Regions from separate parts of the Homo sapiens genome. Here region 1 is linked to region 2. Evidence: chromatin contacts called from ENCODE Hi-C or POLR2A ChIA-PET data. All regions are on one chromosome and are shown on one strand. Each heading gives the region's core, a stretch centred on a gene start or an enhancer-like site at or near the end of the contact. The rest is flanking DNA. Distances are from core to core; before and after follow the strand shown. Region 1 has its middle 23 kb from the start of PKP2. Region 2 has its middle 150 kb from the start of SYT10.

The links. A loop is a pair of places that touch in the nucleus more often than their neighbours do. ChIA-PET counts read pairs that join two places held with the same protein, here RNA polymerase II (POLR2A). Pooled maps may share reads with other maps.
Region 1: a loop to region 2 is called in a pooled map, with 4 times the contacts of the local background. The contact joins two enhancer-like sites. A Hi-C loop is called at or near these places in 1 of 37 single-sample maps with no recorded cell type and 3 of 50 pooled maps. POLR2A ChIA-PET finds 5 or more read pairs at or near these places in 1 of 52 experiments (PC-9).

Annotation. Positions count from the first base shown.
Region 1 is chr12:32,917,470-32,922,304 of GRCh38, reverse strand. No RefSeq gene overlaps it. Among named protein-coding and RNA genes, the nearest start is that of PKP2, 23 kb to the right of the region's middle. Within about 2 kb of position 2,669, at least 4 of the 41 ENCODE cell types and tissues checked have a DNase peak (open chromatin) inside an H3K27ac peak, as active enhancers do; they include PC-9, where a contact is called at or near this core.
Region 2 is chr12:33,584,269-33,589,459 of GRCh38, reverse strand. No RefSeq gene overlaps it. Among named protein-coding and RNA genes, the nearest start is that of SYT10, 150 kb to the right of the region's middle. RefSeq lists a cis regulatory region at 718-1,586 and an enhancer at 932-1,852. Within about 2 kb of position 1,264, at least 5 of the 41 ENCODE cell types and tissues checked have a DNase peak (open chromatin) inside an H3K27ac peak, as active enhancers do; they include PC-9, where a contact is called at or near this core.

The sequences.
Region 1 (4,835 bases), core at 1,420-3,919, 670 kb after region 2:
TAAAAGACAGCAGTAGTTCACAGAAGCCACACTTCGCAATTTCTACCCTCCTTTCCATTTTATCAGCCATGGCATTTCCCAGTCTCCCTACCTTCGGCCTCATCCTCCAGCAGTATGTCTTACACACCACTGCCAGTTACGTCTTCCCAAAGCACAGGCCTGATGGTGTCTTTTGTTTTCTTGACAACTTCCGTTTATTGCTGAAGAAAATATCAAGCCGTCCACAATGTGCTCCCAGTCTACCCTTGCTGCTTTCTCTCATGTTTAGTGGGTGCTTAAGAAACACTCGTGGGTCATGGGGGTAGAGGGGGTAGGAGTACAATGGCTTGGCAAAAGGACAGTCATTACTGGCTATGATATAAATTTTTATGCTCCAGTCTATAATCCAAGAATATGTCATTTTGTTCAATCCACTTTAGCATCTAATTGGGTAAAAGTGAAAACTCAGTCCTCTTATTTGGGGCTTTTAAACAATGTCTTAGGGATTTATAAAGTTCCCAGAGTTTCAGAGTTAGGAACACTCAGTTTAAGGCAAAGCCAGGTATTCTTTCCTCATTTTGGAACTGTTTCTTACTCAGAAGCTAAAGAAAAATATTCATTAATCCCTACCAGTTTTTCACATACTAATGTGAAATGCAGAGGCATTTTAGATTGATGCCTCATCACTTAGTCATTCATAAATGTTAGAACATTCAGCTCAAAAATAGATAAAGTTCTCGCCCTGTTTATTATTTCTGATCATTCCATTGTCTACAGCAGCAAGTCCACGGCCCACCAGATCAGCTGACTGCTGTTTTTAGTGTCTATACAAATTTTTCTCTTCACAGTTTTCTAAAATGTATCTGCCAACCAATGGTGACATAAAATTAGTAAGCATTAAGGAAATAAACTGAGGACTAGTTATTTCCCCCATATAGAAGGTGGTAAAAGCTACGATTTAAAATGAAGGGCCACGCGCAGTGGCTCATGCCTGTAATCCCAGAACTTTGGAAGGCCCAGGCAGGTGGATCACCTGAAGTCAGGAGTTTGAGACCAGCCTGGCCAACATGGTAAAACCCTGTTTTTACAAAAATATTTTTAAAAATTAGCCGGGTGTGGTGGCACATGCTTGTAATCCCAGCTACTTGGGAGGCTGAGGCAGGAGCATCACTTGAACCCGGGAGGCGGTGGTTGCAGTGAGTCGAGATTGCACCACTGCACTCCAGCTTGGGCGTCAAGAATGAAACTCTGTCTCAAAAATAAAATAAAATAAAACATTTCATTTTATGTTCAGATTGTAGAAGCATAGGACAGATATAATGAATAAAAGGTAAGTAAAATGACATTTGAGAAACACGAGGAGGAAAAGCAACCAACATTTCTCGGGCATTGAGGAATATGTCCTGTAGTTCCCACACTAGCCTGTGATTAGTGGCTAATCTAGCTGCATTGTCTTCAGCAGAGTGTCCTTAACCAAATCTGTTGGTTCCACCTACACAATGATGGTCCCTGGAACCAACGGTAATCCCATTTCCTCTGTGCGCTTTTCTTTATAATTGATTGTTCTTCCTCTGCATAACTACATATACTTCTCTTGTCTACATGTCCGTTAATAGCCTAACTTCCTCTTCTCTTTTGTTTGTAATTTGGGTGTGTCCATGTTACTTAGCAAATGTATTTCTTAAAAGTTTGTATATCAAATATTTATGAACTTAGTCATAGTATAAATGTACTGGTGAAATTGCCGTTTAAAGACATCTTTGATGAATGCTATTATAAGGTAAAAATCCTGAAAGTAGGCCTGGCACGGTGGTTCACGCCTATAATCCTAGCACTTTAGGAGGCCGAGGCAGGTGGATCACCTGAAGTCAGGAGTTCAAGACCAGCCTGGGCAACATGGTGAACCCCGTCTCTACAAAAAAAACAAAAATTAGCTGGGCGTGGTGGCAGGCACCTGTAATCCCAGTTACTCAGGAGGCCGAGGCAGGAGAATCATTTGAACCCGGGAGGCGGAGTTTGCTGTGAGCCAAGATCACATCATTACACTCCAGCCTGGGCTGGAGTCATGAAGGAAGAGGCCCCATGAATGAGATTAGTGCCCTCATAAAAGAGACTCCAGGCCAGGCATGGTGGCTCACACCTGTAATCCTAGCACTTTGGGAGGCTAAGGCAGGAGGACTGCTTGAGATCAGAAGTTCCAGACCAACCCGGCCAACATAGTGAGACCCCATCTCTATTTTTTCAAAAATAATTAAAAACCAAAAAATTACAATTAACAGAAAGGAGACAACAGATAACTCATGGCCCTATCTGCCCTGTCTGTGAGGAAGCAGGCCCTCACCAGACACCAGTCCTTTGATTTTGGACTTCCCAGCTCCAGAACTGCGAGAAATAAATTGCTTTTCCTTATAAGCCACCCAGTCTATAGTAATTTGTTATAGCAGCCCAAACTAAGACACGAACTTTCCAAACCTACTTTTACTTTTTTTTTTCCTAAGCAAGACATCTTAAGCATTGTTATTCTTTGGATACCTAAGTTTTAGCTCACCGCAGATGGTTATGAAGGGAGTCTCGACCTTCATCACAGACTCATTGAGTTTTCTTGGCATCAGTCTGCAGCATTCTTACTTTTAAGTTCACAGTACTCTCTTTTTATGAGTCATATAACTTTAAATGCACTGACAGTTTCATCATCATTATCATAGTTTTAGCATGTAGAGTTTAGTTTAGGCTCTCTTTGAATTCACTGAAACCACCTGGTCCTAGAAACAACTAAACAAAGGTGTTTATATTGGAAGCACTCAAAAAGATCAAATGTCAGGGTCAAATCCTGTTTGTTGTTTTCTTCATTCTTTTAGCATTTCTGGTGAATGAGGTATGCAAGAACTGAAGAATACATGCTCTAACTGATGGGAAAGAGAAAGAAGGCAAACGACATCTTATTTCAGTCATTTAAAAATCACAAAGTTTCAAATGAAAAGGAGAATCCCCTAAAACCACCACTTGGTGTCACTGCTGTAGCTCAGCCCCCACTTCAGAGGAGAAAAGAAGCCGGTGCCCTCCTAAATCAGTCGCAGGAAAAGAAAAACAAGGGGAATAATGTTATATATTTTCATGGATTTTTTAAAAGGTAATCTTTTATTTTATTTTCTTTTATTTTATTTATTTATTTTATTTTGACTGAGTCTTGCTCTATCACCCAGGCTGGAGTGCAGGGGCGCAATCTCAGCTCACTGCAACCTCTGCCTCCTGGGTCCTGCCTCAGCCTCCTGAGCAGCTGGGATTACAGGCAACCGCCACCACGCCCGGCTGATTTTTGTATTTTTAGTGGAGACAGGGTTTTGCCATGTTGGTCAGGCTGGTCTAGAACTCCTGACCTCAGGTGATCCTCCGGCCTCGGCCTCCCAAAATGCTGGGATTACAGGCATGAGCCACCACACCCGGCTTCAATTTTAAATTGGGTTATTCCATCATGTTTCTTTTTCTTGCTCTGTAGAGAGAGGAGAATTACAAGAAGGGGCTGAACAGATACTACTGGACACAGGCAAACATTTAGGGCCCATTTCTGCCATTCTCAAATGTAGATTTGCATCAAAATTCATCTAAGGATCTTTTTAAACACACAGATCACTGGATTCCACCCTGGAACTAAGAATCAGAGTCACTGGGGTGGGGTACAGGCATTTATATTTTTATAAGTTTCTCAAAGTGATTCTGAATATTAGTGAGGTTGAGAAATCTCTGTTCTACTTTGCCCTACATCTCTCTTAATTTATAATATTAGAGAATGAAAGCTGACCTCTCTGATTCTATAAAACCCAACAATTTTATATTTTCACATCCTCACATGTCACTCAAAATGAAGTTTTGGATGTACACTATCCTTCACTCATCCCTTCTTTCTTTCACCTTCTTTTCTTCATGTCACCTCTTTATTTTTCTCTTCCTTAATTATTATATAGTGTATACTCGCTTCATAACAATAATTATATATTATGCTTTACTTACATGTCTATTTTCTAACTGAAGGAAAACTGAGCTGGCCTCACATCCCTTTGTTATTTGATTCTCTCTTCTATGATGAGCACTATCTTAGTTGCTCATCAGCAGCATTATTCCTCATTAAAAAACAAAAAACATCCTTTGTTGGCCAATTATATGCCTGATTCTATATAAAACATTTCACATACACATATTTTTTCACAAAACTCTATGTGGATAGTACCATTAACACACCTTTACAGATGAAGAAATTTAAGCCAAAATAATGCCACTCCACCCTTAATTAACTCAGTCTTAAAGTCTGAAATACTAATGCAAATACCTTGTCTGGTTTTCACTCTCTCCTCTAGATGCTGCTTTGTCTCACTAGAACTATCACCTTGCTGCTGACCAATTAATTGTCCAGTGTGCAGACTTCAAGGAAAATTAGACTAAAAGTTAAATATAAAAAGCTCTATATAATGGCCGGGTGCAGTGGGTCACACCTGTAATCCCAGCATTTTAGGAGGCCGAGTGGGTGATCACTTGAGGTCAGGAGTTCAAGACCAGCCTGGCCAACATGGTGAAACCCCATCTCTACCAAAAAATACAAAAATTTGCTGGGCATGGTGGTGTGCACCTGTAGTCCCAGCTACTTGGGAGCCTGAGGCACAAGAATTGCTTGAACCCTAGAAGCCGAAGTTGCAGTGAGCTGAGATCATGCCACGCCACTACTCCAGTCTGGGCAATAGAGTGATACCCTGTTTCCAAAAAAAAAAAAAAAAAAAAAAAAAAAAGCTCTATGTAATGACATAAGATGCAATCTTCTTGATGAGTAGTATTGTTTTTGGTTGCTAGGGAAGAAAAGCCAGGGG
Region 2 (5,191 bases), core at 15-2,514:
AAACAAAATTGAGTCTTCTTTTTCTTATGCTCTATATCCAATCTGTTAGAAAATCCTGTTTGTTTTCTATTTAAAATATATTCAGAGTCTAATTGTTTTCCATTGTTTCCACTATTACTGCTCTGCTCCAACCCACTGTCATTTCTTATATGAATGATTTCAATAGTTTCCTAATAGAACTTGTTTTTATAAGCCCAACCCCACTAAGTGAAGCCAGAGCTTAGCAGACAGATTGGTCCTTTCACCATGTATGTCAGATTACAACACTCAAATCTTGTCTCTGTTTTACTCAAAACTCTCCAATGCCTCTTCACACAATGGCCTACTAGGATCTACATCATCTGCCTGAACTACTCCTCTCTTGACATTATCTCTAACCAATTTCCCCTCGTTTATTCTACTCCAGCCACAATGCTGTTCTCAAATACTTAAGCAAATTTCCACCATATGGCTTCTGCACCGTTTGTTCGCTCTGCTTGATTATTCTTCCGCTATATATCCACATAGCTAACTCCTCACCTGTTTCTCAAATGTCACTTTCTCAATAAGCTGTACCATGCCCCTATTTAAGAGAGTGGTCCACCCCCACCAGTCCACCACTCCTGCTCATTGTCCATTCCTTTCACCCTACTTTAGTGCCACACACACACACCTGCTGCACTATAGCATTCCCAGCTTCCAGCAGATAGTACTTCTTTTTTTAATTTTCTAACTTCCTTCCCATAATAGAAATATAAGCTTCATGAAGAGAATGATCTTTGTCTTTTTTTTTTTTTTGGTAAATTTCTGATGTACTCTAACTGTTACCAGGGGGTCCCAGTTACCCCCCAAAATGGGCCTTTTCCTGTTCAGTGTCACAAGCAAGTATACGAAACTGAAAGTGAGCATTAGACAGTACAGGCTTTATCTGATGGCCATAAAATGCAGAAGTGGGAGTGTGGCTCTCAAATCAACTTATCACCTCCTGAGAGAGAACCAGGGAGTTACAGATATAGGGTATCTTCAGTGAAGGGGCTGGGCATTAAAAGCAAGCAGGGGAATATTTATGCTTTTCTTGGTAAGGAATGGAGATTTCCTAGGAGTCGCCTCTTTTCTGTCATTTTTTCATTTCTTCTGGTCATTGTCATGGTGATTATCAACTGTCAAGGCATCCAGGGGTGAGTCATTTGTCATGAAAATTGGATTACAATGAAGCTAGAGATTCATCAGAGGTCAAGCAAACTGCCAACATGGATTTCGCAAGTTTCAACTGGTTTAGTTCTAAGAATAAACTTTTGATCACAGACATGCTGTTTCCTAACAAAGTTAAGGCTGAGTAGGAATTCAGCTGTGTCATGTAGACATTGCCTTGGGCAACAAAAGCAGGGTAGGGGTCCAGCTAAGTCACATAGGCCCTGCAGCCGGTAATAGGAATTCAGCTATGTCATGTAGACATTGCCTTGGGCAACAAAAGCGGGGTAGGGGTCCAGCTAAGTCACATAGGCCCTGCAGCCGGTAATAGGAATTCAGCTATGTCATGTAGACATTGCCTTGGGCAACAAAAGCGGGGTAGGGGTCCAGCTAAGTCACATAGGCCCTGCAGCCGGTAACATAACCACAGACTCAGAGCAGGTGCTTAGTAAATATTTGCTGAATTACTGAATTGGAATTTTACATATTTATAAAAATTATTTAGATTCAGTGTTACCACTTAATGTCTAATTTTTCCCAGGCTTTATACTTAATAAAAGCAAGTATTATGTCCATCTTGTTCACTATTATACCTGTAAACTAGGCATGCTGACCAATATATAATAGGTACTCAAAGAATATTTGCTGAATGTGTAATCACCAAGGACAACAATGACAGATCTTTTAAAATTACTCAAAAACCATATATAGAAAAAAAATCGACAATGTGATTTAATCATGACTAATTCTGGATTTTGAATCCTCTCACCAAAGCACTCCTTTTCCTAGGGCAGATCATGTTACTCCACAAAGGAGCATAAAAGTGGCCAAGTTGTATGCCTTTCCCATAGTTCACACATTAGTCAATCTCAGTCAATCCATTAGTAAATCTTACTGAGAACTTGGGCAGACCTTGTTAACTTTCAGAGACCCTGGCCTTGATTCATAGAAATAGTCAGATGCCTGATCTATGGGTCTAATACCTATATTCCTCATTTGGCAATTAACCTGGAACAATATTGTATTAATTCTAATAATCTTTTAATTTTGTGTTGTTATTCAACTCATGTTTTCTTTTCTTATGTATGTGCACATGCATTTGTTGCATTTCCTCTGAGTAGTTCACAAACTGCTTGAGATCAGGAACTACATCATATTTCTTTGAATCTTAATTACATAATTTTTTGTTTCTTGGGTTTGGATTGCATGGTCATAGGTTCAGCCGTAACTTGAATGTCTATAATTCCTAAATCAAGCTAACGTTAAAAATACAGATGTCGCCAGTAATGTTAATAAATATTTTCCAAACATTCCGATTACCCAGAAGGGACCTAGAAAAAAGGTCAACAAAATTGATCTATGTCAATATTACCAGAATTATGAAACATCCCAAAAGTAGGAAAAGGATTTACGTATAGGGTCCTAGCATTGGGTAAGCATAGAAGGAGACAAGGCTACATATATATAAGCCAAAGCAAACAAAAGTCTGACAAAACCCCTGTGGTTTTAGGAAAACATAAAATATACAGCAATTAGACAAGAACAAGGGGTCATAACAGGCCTTAGCTACGCCAGCCTAGCAAATCCCTTGAAAAAACTGAGCTTGAAATGGTGAAATTCTAAGGATGTACTCCTAAAATAGTCTGCTTTAAATTCAAATCTCCAAGAATACTTGACAATAAGGCTCAAATACTTTAAAAAAGTAATATAAAGATATTCATAAAATTCAACCAATAGCATTATTCATTCTCATTTTTTCTTTCTGAAGGAAATAAAAAGAAACATTAACTTTGCTAGAAAACCAAAGCCCTGAAGGGATATTAGATGGAAGACTCATTTCACAAAGATCCGAATTGCCTGCAGGTTACTGCTGATCTAATTTGAAGTAATAATTTAAGAGAGAAAAGCTATCTATCTCATTATCTGCAACTTTTCATCAAATTATTCTTGAGGGTGCTACAATTATTTTCCATTATGTACTTTGTAAATTAATGTTTAAGTACCACAAAGAAAAGAGTGGTATTTCAGAGTAAAATTTTATTGGATTTTGTTCATCTTCAATTATTGAACCTGCATGATAGAAATGATAATAGAATGTTCTCTTCTTCCAACACTGAAGTGGTATTAATGAACCATTAATATCATCTTTCAAACAAAGAGCTTTCTACTTCTGTGCTCCTGCTCAGTTTGCGTCGAATTTTTCTGCTGTTCTAGCATAGAACAGCTCTTCCAGAGCCTAGAGAGAAAAAACTTCAGGGTAAGCCTGCTGTATGTTTCAAAAATATTCCATAACACTTAAGATGGCAACTCCTGTCCCTCACCTCTCCTAGGTCATTATCTAGGGCTTAATGTAATATAAGATCAAACAGCTATACATTAAAGAGACTATTTAGCTAGAAAGATATCATTTCTATTTGTCATGGAGGGAAATCGCATTGTTATTTCAGAAAATGTTTTATTCCAGAGGAGCAAAAGGTTTTCCACAGAGGTCTAGGCAGTTGTATTTGTACTACAGGAAGCCTCTTACCTTCTACAGACATGAGTCTTTGTCACATATAGCCTTTTAAATATTATGACAGTTTTATTCATAACATACGAAAACCACAAACCATGGGTTGATTGATTAAATCATAAAGGCATCTGTTGTGATAAGAAGGAATTCTTCAGCCGGGCGCGGTGGCTCACGCCTGTAATCCCAGCACTTTGGGAGGCCGAGGCGGGCGGATCACGAGATCAGGAGATCGAGACCATCCTGGCTAACACGGTGAAACCCCGTCTCCACTAAAAATACAAAAAATTAGCCGGGCGTGGTGGCGGGGGCCTCAGCTACTCGGGAGTCTGAGGCAGGAGAATGGTGTGAACCCGGGAGGCGGAGTTTGCAGTGAGCGGATATCGCGCCACTGCACTCCAGCCTGGGGCACAGAGGGAGACTCCGTCTCAAAAAAAAAAAGAATTATTCGTATCTTTCTAAAACTAAGTTCACATTTTTTTTTTCATTTTGAAAAGGTAGGTAAAATAAATGACAATTTACACAGTCACAGGTTCAGTCATTTTCAAGAGAATCATCCTGTGTCAGCCTTACCCAAAATTACGTTACTAGCTTAAGTCAATGGAGCTGCAATGTCCGCAAAAGTCACTTACTGAAGACCCATATTAAAATTAATGTAATTCTAGAAAAAGGTAAACCATGAAACTATTATCAATATATTTTCATAAGATATATTAAATCAACTAACCAGTCACTTTACAATACCTTGTGGAAATGGGAAAATGAACTGACGAGTGAGTTTTTCATGAGAGAGTCGACTCAAAATGTGCCCACTGGTTAGTACACAATCTGAGAAGACAAGGGCAGCACTACAGAGGGGCCTTGCTCAATCAGGAATCACATGAAGGCAGTGGGATATATCATGCTGGAAGGAGAAGACACCAAGAAAACAAGAATAGTCCCAAACAGGTGATGGAACCATATGTAGGATAAACTTCACTTAGCTTTATTCAACATTTGAGTAATATTCTAAAGTTTACAATGTGCTCTTACATACGATGTACTTTATTACATTCATAGTCACCTTGTAGGAAATGGAGGCAAATCATCACCCCAAACAGGAGAGGCCATTATCCCAAATTATTAATGAAGAAATTGAAATTCAAAGCATTTTTCCTGTCTATAACTTATTTGTTTATTAAAATATCCTTTTTGAGCACATGGTACTGTCACAGCTATGAGCATAAAGTACTGAAAAATATAGATATGCAATTCTTTCTCCCATGTAAATAACATTCTCATGGAAGTTTCATTTAATAAGTAGATACTTCAAAACAATTATTCTCAACTGCAATGTGTTTAAAAATATATGATAATTGCAAAACAATATATGATAGCAAGTAACTTTGGATATGATTATGAGGAAAAACTTCTTTAAACAGATGACATATGACTGAGACCTGAAGGATGACAAAACATTTGCCACTCCAACTATGGGAGGAGGTTGTTAAAGGAAGCTGGAAAAGCATGTGC